Linked DNA regions of Mus musculus: region 1 is linked to region 2. The links are chromatin loops, found by intact Hi-C in ENCODE. Cell type or tissue: left cerebral cortex. All regions are shown on one strand.

Region 1 (8,000 bases), 370 kb before region 2:
TCAGTGATGTCTACATTTTCTCCTGATAGCAGGATGCCAGGATAGCAGGATTCAAAGGACAGGGGAGCTAGATAGTCATTTTTAATTTGTGGCCTCTGCACAGCTCACTGATATATAGTAATGAACTAAATGAAATAACTCAGAGCCACTTATCCAAGTTCAGTGGTAAGGCTTGTGCAGTCAAAAGTATTCCTATACTGCAAAAGAAGGCGTGTGTGTGTGTGTGTGTGTGTGTGTGTGTGTGTGCAAAATATGTGTGCTTACCTTGACTCTTTCTCTGAGAAAAAAAAGATTGTTCATATGTTTTTATTTTCATCATGAAATGTCCTTCTTATGGAGAACTCACTAAAGCTTCACAATAAATGGCTGCTAATCAATGTATTTCAGCGTGAGGTGAGGCACAGGGAAGTGATGAAACATGATATATGAAGGAAATACAAACTTGAGAAGTAGCCTGCTCATTAGTCAAAACCCCATATGACAGTCATATATGACAATGGAGTCACTGAAGGGAGAATGGCTCTCCTGGAAGCTAGAGAGTTGCTTTTAGCATAGCCCTTTTGACATTCAAATTGGTTGGAATATCAACTGTGGAAGTCTCTGGAAAGTTAATAGTCACTTGTCACTTTTGAGCCTTAATGCTGAGCCAGCATTTATGTGAGCTTTCCAGACAATATTTGCTCTGCAAAGGCATCTGGTTCTCTCTGACGTGCCACAGTAGCCTGGGCTGGCGAATGTGCATGGTGATTCCATGTTGGGCAGTCTTGTTGCAGAAGGAAAGCATTACTAATAAGCGGGCCCAGTGGCCAGCCACCTAGCTGCAGAGGATGGCTTTCAAGATGGCTTCTGTTCCACGGAGCCTCAGGATATGGCTAGGAGGCTGCCTTGCAAGTCAGAGCAAAGGAATCTTCAGTTTCCCCTCTGGGTGTCAGCTGGATTCACCTTGTGACAAACTGGGAGATAACAACTGAATTTTTTTTTCTTTTTTGTCTCCCCAATTCCAGTTTGAAATTGTAAACTATGAGTTGGTGCTGGTGGAATACCTTCCCCATCTGGCTGCTTCTCTTTCTTCCATTTCAGAGGTGGGTTGTGTGGGGAAAGGAGACCCCGTCTTTGAAGCTTTACTGTATGTCTGATGTTGTTTCAATACTGGGTAAGGGAGACCTCATTACATACATCGCAGATGAGGAAACACAGACTACATTTGTTTGCATGCTTGCTTGCTGAGAAGAAGGTAAATGTATGACTCAAAGCAGACTCTTTTGACTCCAAGGTTCATCTCTGATACCAGTATTTGTCAAAGTATTACCTCTGATATAACCATGTCACCTTGAACTTGGAAATGCCAAATCATAGATCTTATCCAAGAAAAACTGCTTACTTTGAGGTTGAAACCAGCCACGTGCACGTCCATAATACAGATGACCAGATGCCTTACGATTTTACTGCTGTGAACCGATACCATAACCAAGGCAATTCATATAAAGGCAACATTTAATTGGGGCTGGCTTACACATTCAGAAGTTCAGTCCATTATCATCAAGGCAGGAAGCATCCAGGCAGATACGGTGCTGGAGAAGCTGAGTGTTCTACATCTTCATCTGAAGGTTGCTAGGAGAGGATTAGCTTCTAGGCATCTTGAACAAGGAACTAACCAGTAACCCCAGAGCCCCAGGGACTAAACCACCAACCAAAGAAAACACATGGTTTCTTGACTCATGACTCAAGCTGCATATGTAGCAGAGGATGGCCTAGTCCATCATCAATGGGAGGAGAGACCCTTGGTCCTGTGAAGGCTCTATGCCCCAGTGTAGGGTAATGCCAAAGTCAGGAAGTGGGAATGGGTGGGTTGATGAGCAGGGAGAAGGATGAGGGGATAGGGCGTTTTCGAAGGGGAAACCAGGAAAGGGGATAATATTTGAAATGTAAATAAAGAAAATATCTAATAAAAAAAAAGCTTACACTGATAGTGACACACCTACTCCAACAAGTCTACAGCATCTAATAGTGCCACTCCCTGGGCCAAGTATATACAAAACATCACACTGATTTAAGTTATTGTTATGCACAGAGATGCCCATGGTTCCTAGAGTGCCCTTTCAGGCAAGCTACATAATGATGAAAGAGGATTCACAAGTCTCTTAATCTATGCAATGAACCATTTATCGTGAGTATCCACCACCCTAAAGGCATGCACACATAGAATGCACACACTGCTTTATCAGAAAGGCATAGCAAAGGCTTGGCAGGCAAGTATGGATGAGCCACTCAAGAGAGTCATGCACAGCAGCGTGTGTCATCACACTTGCTTATGTGCCTCTACCTCCTTTCAATGGTGGCCTGGGGATTGCTGTATTCTAAGGTCACTTACAAAGAATAGTGATATGATATTACTGTCAGAACATTCTATACCCCTGTCACATTATGCTCTCCCCTTAGGGAGGTGGCAGGGCAGAGAAGAATCTTGCCATCAACTGTATATGTCCTAAGGTCTTTTGTGGGGGAGAGGGATTTATATGGGTACAAACATCCAAGTAGAGTTCACCTTCTGGCTTTTGAAGGAGGTGCCTTCCTATAGGTAGCCAGATTTCTTAAAGAAAGAAGTCCCCTCCAACTCTTTCATGATCGTCCATCTATTTCAAATACAGGATTAAGGAAGCCAAACAAAGTCATATTTAGCCATCCTAGCAACAAGCTGTATTCTCTAAGATTTTCATACCCGTACAGCTCTTCAGCTAATTAGTATTCTCATTTGTACATTGTGAAAAGCAATCTATATTTATCTCAAGCATCATGTTTCTGTCCTCTCCTTAGGTGATTCCATCTCACAGGGGCTTTTCATCTCTTGAACGTTTAGGTTGTCATCCTTCATGTGGATGATGCTGGGCCCTCAGGGACATCGCCATCTTTTCAGCACAGCAGGGGCCTCTCTGCTCTTTCTCTTTGAACTCCTCCGGGCCAGTCTGGATACCAACCATGTTTCTAGAGTAGCTTATCCAGGTTGTGGAGGCCGAAGAGTGCTCTGCAGAGACTGAGAAAGATGTCCACACCCATGCAGTGGCACAAACCTTCCAGTCACTGCAAAGAGGCCCCGCAGCATTTCTAGGGGTGAAATCTCACTGTCCCTCACTGAGATTACCTTGTAACAATTCTAAATTAGGGCCTTCTCAGATCTGAGGGAAATTACGCCCTCATATCAAATCAGAGACCCAAAGAGGGGAGACCCTCTAGGATGCTATCAATGTTCTTTGTCTATGGCATAGGGATATGAAGGTATACTCGGCAAAATCTTCCAAGAAGGTAGGTGACCGGAGTGGAAGATGAAAAAGAGATGGGATTATGGCTTTCCTAAAAGAAAAGCAGAGCACTAGATGGCAGCAGAGCCCCATGGTTTCCTTCTGGGCTGTGAAGTGCCTGAGATCCTAGGTGGGGGAGATTCCCAATATTATCACATTCCTCCAAAATGAGCTATTCTTCCTGGACAGTCTTATGCCTTGGGCTCACAATCAAGTTGCAATCTGACAAGGTCGTTCTAACTTCCAGACTCAGGATCTTTCTTCCTTTCTAATCTGAAACAAAGTGATTGTCATTTTTTTGACTGTTGTTGCTCTACAATTTTACTCAAATAGATAATTTGCAACAAAAGCATCCCCCCAAAAAGTGTTTTAATTATTGTTGTTTTGAGACAAGGCCTCCCTGTGTAGCTCTGGCTAGCCTGAAACTCTCTTCCTAGACCAGGCTGGGCTTGAACTTGAGGTGATGGCCCCGTCTGTCTCCTGAGTGCTGTCTCTACCGGTCTGTATCACCCTGGATCTGAAAGAAAAAGGGTCTTTAAGCCTGTGGCCATGAAGGAGCCACTCAATCTTGAGTTGTCAAAGTGCCACCATTCTGTGCAAAGCAAAGGTGTTTGACATCTCAGGTGACACTGAACATTCTTGATTCGGACCCTAATAACATGGCTCCATCTGGGAGCCCCCCCCCACACCCCCCCTCCCCCCGACAAAGAAGTGAGATTTGGAAATGGTTTTTAATGGCAGAAATCCTTCTTGGTGACATGAGTCATTAGGAGTGGCATTCAGAAGACAGGACACCGTTTCTCATGGAGGTCTTCAGCTATGCTGCTTCTGTAGATCAATGGGTCCTAAGGAGGAGCAGCGGATGAGCTATCGGATCTCCTAATAGGTCTTGTTGTTGTTGTTCACTTGCTGGAGTGTAAATAACACCTGGGGGAATGACTTAAAATCACACTGTAGGTGACCCCTTCCACTCCCTGTCACACTGAAGCACACAGGGCATCATTCTCAATCCATTGCTTTAGAGAGATAGCCTGGAATTTTCTCCCCTAGGGATAAGGGAAGAGCAATGGGAGGATACTTTCAAACAAACAAAACAAAAAAACTTCAGATCAGTTCCAAGAGAGCCTGGGGGAAACCTGCAGGAGAACAGAGCCCAGGGTTTTTTTTTTTTTTTTTTTTTTCTGGGGAGCTCCAATCTCCAGGAGAAGGATTCTAGGCTGGATAAAGTCTCTGGTTACTCTTGGAAGGTAAGGTACAGCCGGTGACTCTACATTTTTGGAGTCACTCTCATGCCCTCACGTCATCCGTGGGCTTCAGGGAGCAAGAAAGCTCTAGAACACTAAACTTGAGTGGCACACCGTGACTCTGCCCCTAACAGTGGGCACAATGCTGGTGCGATGATGTGGCCATCAGCCTGCCTCCACACACCATCCTCATTCCTTGGTGTGAACAACTCACAGTCAGCATGGGATGAATGTTCCCATGCTGGGGGCCTGAGATGTCCATCCCTGGCCCCTTCCATCCTATCCTCTAGAACTCCCGAATCCTTTCTAAGAATGGAGCATCTGTGAACTCTAGCCTTCACCTGGTTTGGATTTTTTCAATTAACCTACAGCCTTTTTCTAGTAGTTTACTCTGTGTGCACTCACTGGCTGCAGTAGACCTGCTTTTAGGAACTTCCTTCTGATCCCTCTTGCAGGAATGCTGGATGTGATGCTGGGGTTCACTACACTTTTGTCAATTCTCCTGCTCTCACAACCAGAACAGGGTGGCAGCCCAGTTGGGTTGTTTAGATTCATTTTGTTTCCCACATAGAGCTGGGCTTGCAATGAGGGTAACACTAACAGGACTAAACAGGAGCAGAACAGGAACCTGTCAGAGGCTCATCATAGTTGCAGACAGTCACCTTTTCAAAGGTAATTTATAATTTCTTTTAAAAGCACCATTTTGCTCCCAGTTTCAGTCACAGCTGGGCCCATTCTCTTCCCCCACCTGCATTTCTTTCCTAACTTAGGCAGAGGTCTTCTTCTGGTCAGTAGAGAAAGAGAAGGATGGAGGCTGGCCTCTGCCTGCCCCCACAGAGCCCTCGGGCTCGCTCGCGTGGCCAATTGTATGGTTTTTCCCCGGTGCGCAGCGTGGGCTTCTCCCACTTGAGCGCCCAACAAGTCTCCGTGCTCCAGCCTGCGCGCAGCCGCGCCAGAGACTGAACGCTGCGCTGCCTGCGGGAGCACTAGCAGGGGCCTGAAAGCCCGAGGCCAGGCTGAGTCCCGGACTGCGCGGTGCCAGCCTCCTTCCCCTCTCGGTGGGTAGGATGGTTGAGTCCAGCCACCACGGCAGCGGCTCCTTGCGCCTCTAGCAGCCTGTCTTCGGCGCTCGCTCCCCGCCTTCCTCCCGCTCCAGCCCTGCTCCCCCCTCCCCCCGCGCCCCTCCCGCACCTCCCACTCGCTGGCTCTCTCTCCAGCTGCCTCCGCTCCAGGTTGCTCCCGGTTGCGCGCGCTCCTCTCCCGCCTCGCCCCCTCCCGCAGCCTCGCCGCCTTGGTGCCTTCCTGCCCGGCTCGGCCGGCGCTCGTCCCCGGCCCCGGCAGCCCCGGGGCTGCGCTCGCTCAGAGCATCTTCAGCCCCGCAGTGGCTCGGACCCGATGCTACGGGAGCGGAGCGAGCCGGGCGCGCAGAGCTGCGGGAGGCGTCAGATGCGCGGCCGGGCTGGGGACCCGGAGCTCTTGCCAGCTCGCCTTGCCCTTTGGTGATTACCGGACTCTGTTTAGAGCCCGGTTGTTCCTCGGAGGAGACCGGCGCATCCGAGAGGAGCCATCCGTGTCGTGTGCGTGTGGAATATCTGCAGACATGACTGCGTGGAGGAAATTCAAGTCGCTGCTCCTGCCTCTGGTGCTGGCGGTTCTGTGCGCGGGGCTCCTCACTGCAGCTAAGGGTAAGACAGGCTAGCTCGGTACCGGGGAGACGGCCGAACCCTCGGAGGCCCGGTTTGCGAACGCGAGTGTCTGATCTGAGGATTGTAAGGGACCAAGCGGCAGGCACCGACCGGGTGGCTGTCCACCAGCGACGCTAGGGAACGCAGCGCCCGATACCGAGCTTCCATCGCGTTCTTCCCACCCCTCATCTGCCCCCGCCCCACCCCCGCCCTTCCTTCCCCCTCACTTGGGCTTAAACGACATTTCTCTCTGTGCTGTGTACTGTGGGTTGTCAAGGAGAAGAGAGCCCGACACGAGTTGGGCAGAGAACTGCGCCTTGGCTCCTGGCGCTTGGTGGGCTTGGCGGGTCGCAGGCTGGGGTAGTTCCCACGACTTCTCCCCGGACCCAGCGCACCTGGGAAACATACTGGGCACCGTCAGCCTGGCAAGTTCAAGCTCGCCGGGCTCCTGTGCCATCAGAGAGAGCTCCTAGCTGAGTGGTGTTCCCATAGCCTTACACCTCCTCTCACCCCATTCCTATGCTTCCCCTCCAAGGTACTCAAACTAGCTGTCTCTGGGATGTCGCCTCCTCTTTCCTTCCCTGGACTTTGCTTTTTTGCAAGTTGTGATATCTGGCAAGGTGGGTGAAGCCAGTGGGGAGTTCTGGTCAGGTTTCCCTAGCAGATCAATTCTCTGTGGGTGCAGAGGCAACCCCTGTCAAAGTCTGATCAACCAAAGGAAAGGGCTATTTCTGTATGGTTCCTGGGGCTTTTTTGTCTCAGAGAATTTGGCTTTCTCCTTGAAAGGAGTTAGGGGATGTTTTCTCCTAAGTCTCTACAAGCTGCAACCTTCGGGCTGGTAACAGCTCCTGTGCGCTAGGTTTAGTCTATGGGAAGGAGGAGGAAAGAGAGGAGGAAGGGGGGAGAAGGAGAGAGAGAGAGAGGGAGAGAGAGAGAGAGAGAGAGAGAGAGAGAGAGAGAGAGAGAGAGAGAGAGAGAGAGAGAGGATTGATTTCACATTGGCAAGTACCTGCTCCCATTTCTTCACTCTCTCATATGCTCCTGGTGCTACTGGGTGTCAGGTTCCCAGTTTCCTTCCTCACACTACTGGGCAAATCTGTATCTGTATCTTTATAGACAGACTGCTTTTCTTTTTAAAGGATGGAACCAAGTCTTACGACTTTTTCCCCCCTTTTGAATCATTTGTCCCCTCTTTTCCTCAGAAGAAATTTCCCTTTCCTCTCTAAGACTACCCCAGCTGCTATTCCCCTAGTGGTTCAAATTCAAGGGTGATTAAGAAGCCACAGAGGACTCTGTGATCTCCATCCAACTCCACACCGGCCTGGAGAGAGCAGAGGATTGCCTGAGGGCTCCAGGTGGGGGAAAATTCGGCCTTCTGATGCTGGCCCCTCTGCTTAGCATCCTTCTCACAATAACTATCCGTGGGATGTGTCCCAATAGCTCACCTAGAAATAGGTGGGTCCTGCTTAACTAGAAAGATGGGATTGCTTGATTTTTGGGGAGCTTCCCACAGATGTCTACCCTCTGACTACATGTCCCCCTCCCCCCATCTAGCCTGGGCCTCCACCTGAGGAGGCTCCACGGGTCAAGCACCAAGCAGGGTTAGGTTGGCAGAGGGCTCTGGTCTGGGCACGCTGGGAAATGAGAGGCAAAACATGAAAAGTCTGTGCCCCCCAAACCAGGTACTGATGTCAATGTTGGAAGTGGAAAAGATTCAGGATACAGAACCAGGCTTTGTCCAGACCAACCCTTGCTGAAATGGTATTCTTGTCATG
Region 2 (8,000 bases):
GGTCACAATCCTAACAAAGATTTACCAGCATTGAGAAGTTTTTAATTAATTGTCTCGTGCATGTTATAAAGGAGGTGAGTAAATTGAAGAGTCAGGTTGTTTCCACAGAAACACCTTAGCCTTCCTCTTAACTATAGCCTTCTAGCTGGATCATGAGTCCCATGTGCGTTTGCTTCAGTGAACAGCCCACTCTCTGTGCCTTGGGCAGAAACCATGCTCCACTAGCCCTACAGAGTGGGACATGACCTGAGAGTATGCCGAACTTCTTACAGTGCTCCTGATCAAACAGCAGCTGTCAAGGTTCACCGAATCCACAGCCTGAGTATCATTACTGAAAACACGGTAGGCAGAGCAGATTGACCCCACAGAGCTGTCCCCTCACCTCAAGATTTGAGACATGATGAGCCTTCATGTAATTGAGCTTAGGTGTACAGACACACACACACACACACACACACACACCAAGTACACAAAATTAAGTAAAATTAAAAATGAAATAAATGTAAAACATTTTTAAAAAATACCCAAGATTGAATAATCTTTAACTTTATAAATTATCTCAGCAGGTAGAAAGAAACTAATTTTTATTTTTTTTATGAATTTCACAAAATACTGAAGAAAAAGCAGTGAAAATGGCATTATTTATACTAGACTAACTCAAAATTTCTAAATTTGGGAAGAAATTGAAGTCTCACTATATGCAAAGTTTAATTCCATAAAATTACAAAGATTACAAAAATTTGTATAATCATAGATTATAGGAAAAACTTAATTAAATGTAATTTTAATAAACAGATATAGTTTTCCACTCACTAAAAGTTATATATATATCACCTGGTATAGTAATATATGTACTTTTAAAATTTTATATTGTTTTAATATATAATTCCAAAGCAATTCCATTATATGTAAATATGTCACTTCATCACAATTATGTGAATTACTGCAAGTAGATAGCAAGTTAAATTGAGGCATAAATTTTAAAAAATAAAAATCATTGGGTATGTGGAATCCTCCATTGGAGGGTAATTTACATCACACAATATGGCAAGTGCTAAACATTGGAATTTTCAATTTATTAATCATGAGTGGAATGGCACTATGGTATACAATTATTGGGCATCAATACGTACATGTCTCTCCAGTGTCCACTAAATGACTGCATGTCTATGTCAGCTAAGTTGATTCCTGCAACATGTTTTGGCTACTCTTGTATCTCTACCTAAATTACACTGGCTGCTTTCCCTGTTTTCATCCCAAGTCCACCCAGGACAGTGAACACATCTTACCCTCTGTATTAGCCACTCCCTCAATCTTTTCCTGTGAGTGTTGCACTGTGGGGCTGCCAGAGTAGTCTTGCATCAGATACTAAGTGGTTATGAGAGCTTTGCACTGGGCATCTCACAAGTGCTGACCAAACCAGATCTATCACAATGTTTTTCTGCCTCCTCTATCCAGGATAAAAAGTTCATATTAAATATAAACCCTGATATAGCTGTCTCTTTTGAGACTATGCCGGGGCCTAGCAAACACAGAAGTGGATGCTCACAGTCAGCTATTGGATGGATCACGGGGCCCCCAATGGAGGAGCTAGAGAAAGTACCCAAGGAGCTAAAGGGATCTGCAACCCTATAGGTGGAACAACATTATGAACTAACCAGTACCCCGGATCTCTTGACTCTAGCTGCATATGTATCAAAAGATGGCCTAGGCGGCCATCACTGGAAAGAGAGGCCCATTGGTCATGCAAACTTTATATGCCCCAGTACAGGGGAACGCTAGGGCCAAAAAGTGGGAGTGGGTGGGTAGGGGAGTCGGGGGAGGGTATGGGGGCCTTTTGGGATAGCATTGGAAATGTAAATGAGGAAAATACCTAATAAAAATATTAAAAAAGAAAAAATATATAAACCAGCCCCAATAAGATACCAGCACATGGCTGTACATTATCCTCTACTGACATGTGGGGACCAGTTCCCGTGGAGAGCTGAGTCCTCCATCCATCCTCAGTTCCCTTGGCCTCTTTCATTTTGTATCCCCAAGAGTTGCAGACATGCCTGGGCCTGCCATGACATTTAACAGCCCCCAGTTCTGCCTCAGTGTGTACCTTCCTTTCTGGGATGCTCATTTTCTCATGTTGTCTTTCCTTGTGCCTGGTTGTGTACACAAGTTATAAGTAAATCTTTTTGTGAAATCTCTCTGACCCAGTCTAGAAAGAGGTAACCACATCTTCTCCAGTGACCTTCAACTTTCTTTTTCTTCTTCTTTTCTTTCTTTTATTTTATTAACCATTTTATTCATTTGCATTTCAAATGATATTCCCCAATCCCTGCTTTCCCTCCACAAACCCCACATCTCATCCCCATTCTTCTTTCCCCTCCCATTGATGTCGGATGAGGCCATTCTCTGCTACATATGTAGCTGGAGCCATGGATCCCTCCATGTATACTCTTTGGTGGGTGTTGTAGTCCCTGGGAGCTCTGGATGGCCCAGTTAGTTGATATTGTTCCTCCTAAGGGGTTGCAATCCTACAGTCCTTCCCCTAGCTCTTCCACTGGCGTTCCTGGGATTAGTTGGAAGGTTGGCTGTGGGTATCTGCATCTAACCCTCAACTTTTAACCTGGTATTTTCTTAGTGAATAATCCTATTGGTTTGTAATTACCTAATGTTATTTCTATATGATTATTTAAGCAATTTCAAATTATTTTTTACACTATTACTTAACGTAATAGTATATTAAACACAGTGCTATAGAGAGAACTGAAACAAAGGGAGCCCTTAGAGCTTATGGTTTTAGATCTTGAGGTACTAGATGCAAAGCTCAGAGCAGAACACCACATTGTGAATGTTCCTATTGGGGCTATGACTGACAGCAAGAAACAGGGTAAAACGTTCATGCTCATACACACATCCAGTTCTGTGTAACAGCAGTCAGAGCATTTATACAGTTCAAGAAATTCTGTGAACGCCACTGAACCGGGAAAAACTGTGAAATTGAATTCGACAGAGAACACACGGGTCAATATGAAAATGTAAAATGACATTGCTATCCCCCTCTCTTCTCTCACTGTATAGCACTATATAGCTGGTCTGGAACTCATTTCATAAATCATGCAGCCTCAAACTCATAAAGAACCCGCCTCCTTCTGCTTCCCAGGTGCTGAGATCGAAGGGATTCTCCAACATGACTTGCTATTAATAGGAAAAAAGAAAAGCAAATAATTTTTATATAAAAACCCAACATATTTGAAACTTCCACATTATCAGCATCTTCAAGCATTAAAGAAAAGTCGCATGAACAAACAACAGAAGTATTGCAGTACAGAGGTACATAAATTGTTCAGTGGTTAAAAACACTTACTGCTCTAGCCAAATACCCATGTTTGCCTCCCAGCTCTCACATGGTGGATTAGCACCACTTGTAACTCTAGTTTCAGGTGATCTGGTGCCCTCTTCTGGTCTCTTTGGGCTTTGCATGCACATGATGCAATGCATACATGCAAACAAAATTTATTTATGCATTTTTGTTTTAAAATAGTCATTTCTTGTGTTCTTAAAATATTTTTTAAAGTTTGTAATACATTACAGAAGTCTAAAGCTTTAACCAACATAAATTAACAATGTATATATTTACTTTGGCTATCATTTTTATTCCTAGTGTGCATTATTATTTTTTAAGAATGCATCTTTAATCATAGATATTGTGAAAGGGCATAATACCAGAAACTCATCTAGTCAATTTCTACATGTGAAATGAAATTTATGGGCATGTTGTATATTAGAAAAATTTCAATTAGTAATCTTTAGAAATTAAGGTTCAAAATATAGTTTAAAGTACTCTTACATCTTACAAATGTTGAATGAAATTCAAGTATTGAAAGTATTTATTTAAAATAATTTATTTTAAGAATGATGAATCTTTTGTCTTTCTTTTTCCCCAAAACCCCAGATCATAGTAGCTTCCATGGTCAGCATACCTATACCAGCAAGGAAGACCCTGGGTTGAATAATTGGAAATAGTTAATATGGGGTTTCTTACTATCTTTCCTGTCAATAAATAGAATAAATGATAGTTATAAGTAAAATCTCTTTTCTCTGCAAGAGGAAATGCCACAGGGTTGTAATTGTAGGTATTTAAGGATCAAAGCTACACAACCTATATTTGTGTTTCTACAAAAACAAGAAAAACAAAAATGTCATTAAAATGCCCAGTGAAACACATGAACATAATTATACTCTGAGATCAGAAAGTATCCCAGTGTTGGTGGATCCAGACTTCTGGAACCTGGTGGCAGAGTGGTGAATCAGATCAAAGCTATGGATAATTAGTCATGTAGGTTAAACTCCATGGTAGCATGGCTGCCACAGTCTACAAATTATTCATACAATGATTTACCAAAAATCAAAAAAAAAATCCTCATATTCTTTGGTAACTTGAAGGTATATAAATTTTCCCAAGTTGACAGCTAAACATCTTTTTTTAAAAAATGCCATAGTAATTCCACTTTAGGAAGTACATATTTGTGATCAGAGTCTTTCATTAAGGGATTTCTGGAGTTATTTAGGCAGAGTCTATGCACCAGGAAGACACATGCCTAGCATATTGAAGTGGAGTGAATATAGTTATAATGCTAAGAATAATTAGCTAGTGATCAAGAGCTTGGTAAGCAAGCCTCATGTTGCAGTGCACATGTGTTCAGGCCAAAGCTCTTCTCTCCCATTGGGCTTTTCCTCAATCCGAACACATCTATCTAAGGTGGCTACCTCACTTTGCTCATTAAAATAAGCCCAACTCTGAAAAGCCACATGGAGAATACTATCAGCATTTCTGCAAAGTCAGGAGTGTTAGATATGGCTATCACTGCTTCTTTTCTATGCAGGTTTTGTTCCGTCTCCTTGCATAAATGATAATGTGTACACTCGGGAACTGCATCTCCACCATGAACACTGCTGCACCACTGTTTAAGTCCACACTGGTCTTTTCCATGTCTAGATGTAAGGCCTAAAGAAATCCCCTTCAATTTTCTGAGGGGCATTCATTTTTATGGTTTATTAATGGTCACAAATGACATTGGATTCATTTGGCTATAGAGAGGCAAATTTTTCAACAAATGATATCCACAAGTGCAGGCTGAGAAGCCACTGCTAGTGGCAGTCACTCCAAAACAGGTAGATTGATTGATTATTTATTTATTTGTGTGTGCACATAAATGGACCAGTATATATATATACACACATCAGAAGACAATTTGTGCCAGATGACTCTATATATCCAACATGTTGCCATACTTGGCAGCAAGTTTCTTTACCCATGAGCCATCTTGTTATCTTAAGAGACATAATTTTAAATACACACACACACATACACACACACACACACACACACACTCACGCACATGCACACACTTATTCTTACATCTAAAGAGATGCTGTTCAAAACAATTTAATTAGAATTTTAATCTGTTAGAAGGAATAAATATGTAGATGTATCAAGAAATTGCCAACAGCCAAAAAAGATGACAGTTTCAGAACTGGCCACATCCTTATTTTTCATGGAGACTGACCAATAGAATGTCAGTCTCTTCCTGCTCTCTGTCACCTCTCATTACTCATTAGAGGAATATGTGAACAGACCCAGAAAGTTTATGTTTATTAAAGGCTTTACACAGCCTTGAAATGAAAGATAAAAGCTCCCTGGTACTTCACAATGGTCAGAAGAATCAATGTACAATAAGAGGTGGCACCTGTTCCCTAGCTTGTAAAGAATACAACCTGTTTAAAGCAATGGAAGCCAGCTTCATAGAATTAAAATGCATGACCAATTTAAGAGAGTTCAGCCAGCTCTTAGTGAACACCTGTGCTCCAGCCCACCCATTCTGCTACAGAGGATGGTGTCTCTCATGTACACATGCATGCAAAATAGTCTCATCACATAGCCATGAAGAAACAGAAGTTAAGTGCCATCAAATCCTCTCCAGTCCTGGGTGTAAAGTTAAAACCTTTTCATAGCTCTGAGGAGAGGACACAAGCATATAAAATCTGGATCCTCTAAAGAGGGTCTCAGCTTTGGCAGTATGCACTAGGGGACAAGGTAGATAGAGGGGTTTGATTTAAGAGTTAATAAAACCTTTAAGTCAAACTTCACCTTACTAGTTATTCTCCAAGAGGGAATACTTCTCAGGCAAAAACCTGAAGTGGATGCAGTCAGTATGTAGCAAGACATGAAAACCAGATTTAAAATGTCTCCAAAACCATGCATTGGCCCTGAGACTACCAGGCATGTCTCTACTGCCTGCAAAAAGTTGGGATGATTTTGGTGCTGATACTTTAAAATCCCACTTTCAGGTGAAGTAGAATTCTGAGTATACACATAGATAAAGATGAAGCAGCCATATAGAGGTGGATAAGCTAACCGAGCAGATGAAGAAACACTTTATAACTCTAGCTTAGCTAACCTCAGTTCACTATTTTATTCCATAAGATGCAAAGGCTAGTCATTAGGAGAAGACATACTACTTTGGCTTTGAAAGTTATTGTAATTGTTTTGGTAAGAGAATGAATGTGTAGAAAATTAAGGTGTATAACATAACTTACTCAGTGAATATAATATCTATTACCCCCATATCTATACAGGAAAGAACTAAAGTATGATGGTAAGTTGGAGTGGTGGATTTCAATTAACTAATTTATCGATGTTTCTCAAGTCATTCTTATTGTTATAGGTAGTTAAAGTATTTGGCTTTCTACCCAACTCAAAATATCCATTGTCTGACTCCTTTTTACTTTCCTAGCATCAGACATTCTCACATGATAGAACTAGGTGGATCCAGAAGCTGTCCATCTAGTTCTATCATGTGAGAATTTCTGATGCTAGGAAAGTAAAAAGGAGTCATACAATGGATCTATAAGATGGAACACAGGGCCCCCAATGGAGAAGCTAGAGAAAGCACCCAAGGAGCTGAAGGAGTCTGCAGCCCTATAGGTGGAACAACAATATGAACTAACCAGTACCCCTAGAGCTCATATCTCTAGCTGCATATGTAGCAGAAGATGGCCTAGTCGGCCACCATTGGGAAGAGAGGTCCCTTGGTATTACAAACTTTATATGCCCCAGTACAGGGGAACGCCAGGGCCAAGAAGCAGGAGTGGGTGAGTAAGGGAGCAGGGCAGAGGAAGGGTATAGGGAACTTTTGGGATAACATTTGAAATGTATATAAAGAAAATATCTAATAAAAAATAAAAAAAAGAACTAGGTGGTTATTTTATGGTAGTGATGGATAGAGTCATCCTTTATGTTCTGGCTTCAGCTTTTCGCTGTAAGAGCCCACAGTTAAGATTATTGCTGCTGCCTTGACAGCTGTAATGGCTGTTGAACACTGTCAACTTGAGAGCAAAACCTGAGGAGGTAGGCTCCAACATTCTTGTTGGTAATTATCTTGATTACATCAATTGACGTGGGAAGGCTTATCTTCATTGTAAGTAAGACCATTCCCTGGGTACTTTTTATGGACTATGTAGAAAGCAAGCAGATCAGTTGCATTGTGCTCTCTGATTATACATGCCATGTGATCAGCTTCTTGAAGCTCCTGCAGACTTGACTTCCCTGCTGCAAAGACCACACCTGGGAGTTAAAATTGATCTCCTTTTTCCCATATGTTGCCTCAAGGCTTGTTCTGTTGCAGTAGCAGGCAACGAAATGAAGAAAATGGCTGTTTCTACAATTATCTTTAAGATGTCCTGTGTATCCCACAACCCCCTTTTAGGATCAGATTTTTTTGCTGTGTGTTCTATATATGAAAGTCTGCTGCTTGGTGCCTTGAACAGTTGCAGGAGATGGTCTTCCTTTGTTTCTTCAAGCACTGCTTCATCTGTTGGTTTTCTTCACTCAATTCTTCAAATCCGTTCTTAGTATACCAAGTCTCTTTGACAACATTTTTCATTTACCATTCTTTTCTCTTCTTCAAACAATTTCTTGACTTTTGTCTAGTTCCCTAATCCTCTCT

Evidence for each region. Peaks named below come from ENCODE experiments on the same cell type or tissue, not always from the same donor. Only the 100,000 strongest peaks of a DNase experiment are listed, where the experiment ranks them.
Region 1: it touches region 2 in a loop (2.7-fold over the local background); 2 of 42 quality-filtered maps call a loop at or near these places.

What each region holds. Positions count from the first base shown.
Region 1 is chr8:17,533,115-17,541,114 of GRCm38, reverse strand. It overlaps Csmd1 (CUB and Sushi multiple domains 1), which reads left to right and starts at 5,730. Exons shown (of 70, transcript NM_053171.2): 1 at 5,730-6,225. The coding sequence starts at 6,141. In left cerebral cortex, CTCF peaks have their summits at 3,364 (motif pointing right) and 7,472; DNase peaks (open chromatin) are centred at 6,213, 6,706, 7,529, 7,811 and 5 more places; H3K4me3 peaks cover 2,958 bases; H3K27ac peaks cover 3,071 bases.
Region 2 is chr8:17,162,994-17,170,993 of GRCm38, reverse strand. All of the region lies in intron 2 of Csmd1 (CUB and Sushi multiple domains 1), which reads left to right. Among named protein-coding and RNA genes, the nearest start is that of Gm39136, 120 kb to the left of the region's middle. In left cerebral cortex, a CTCF peak has its summit at 3,463 (motif pointing left); no DNase peak of the experiment used is centred here.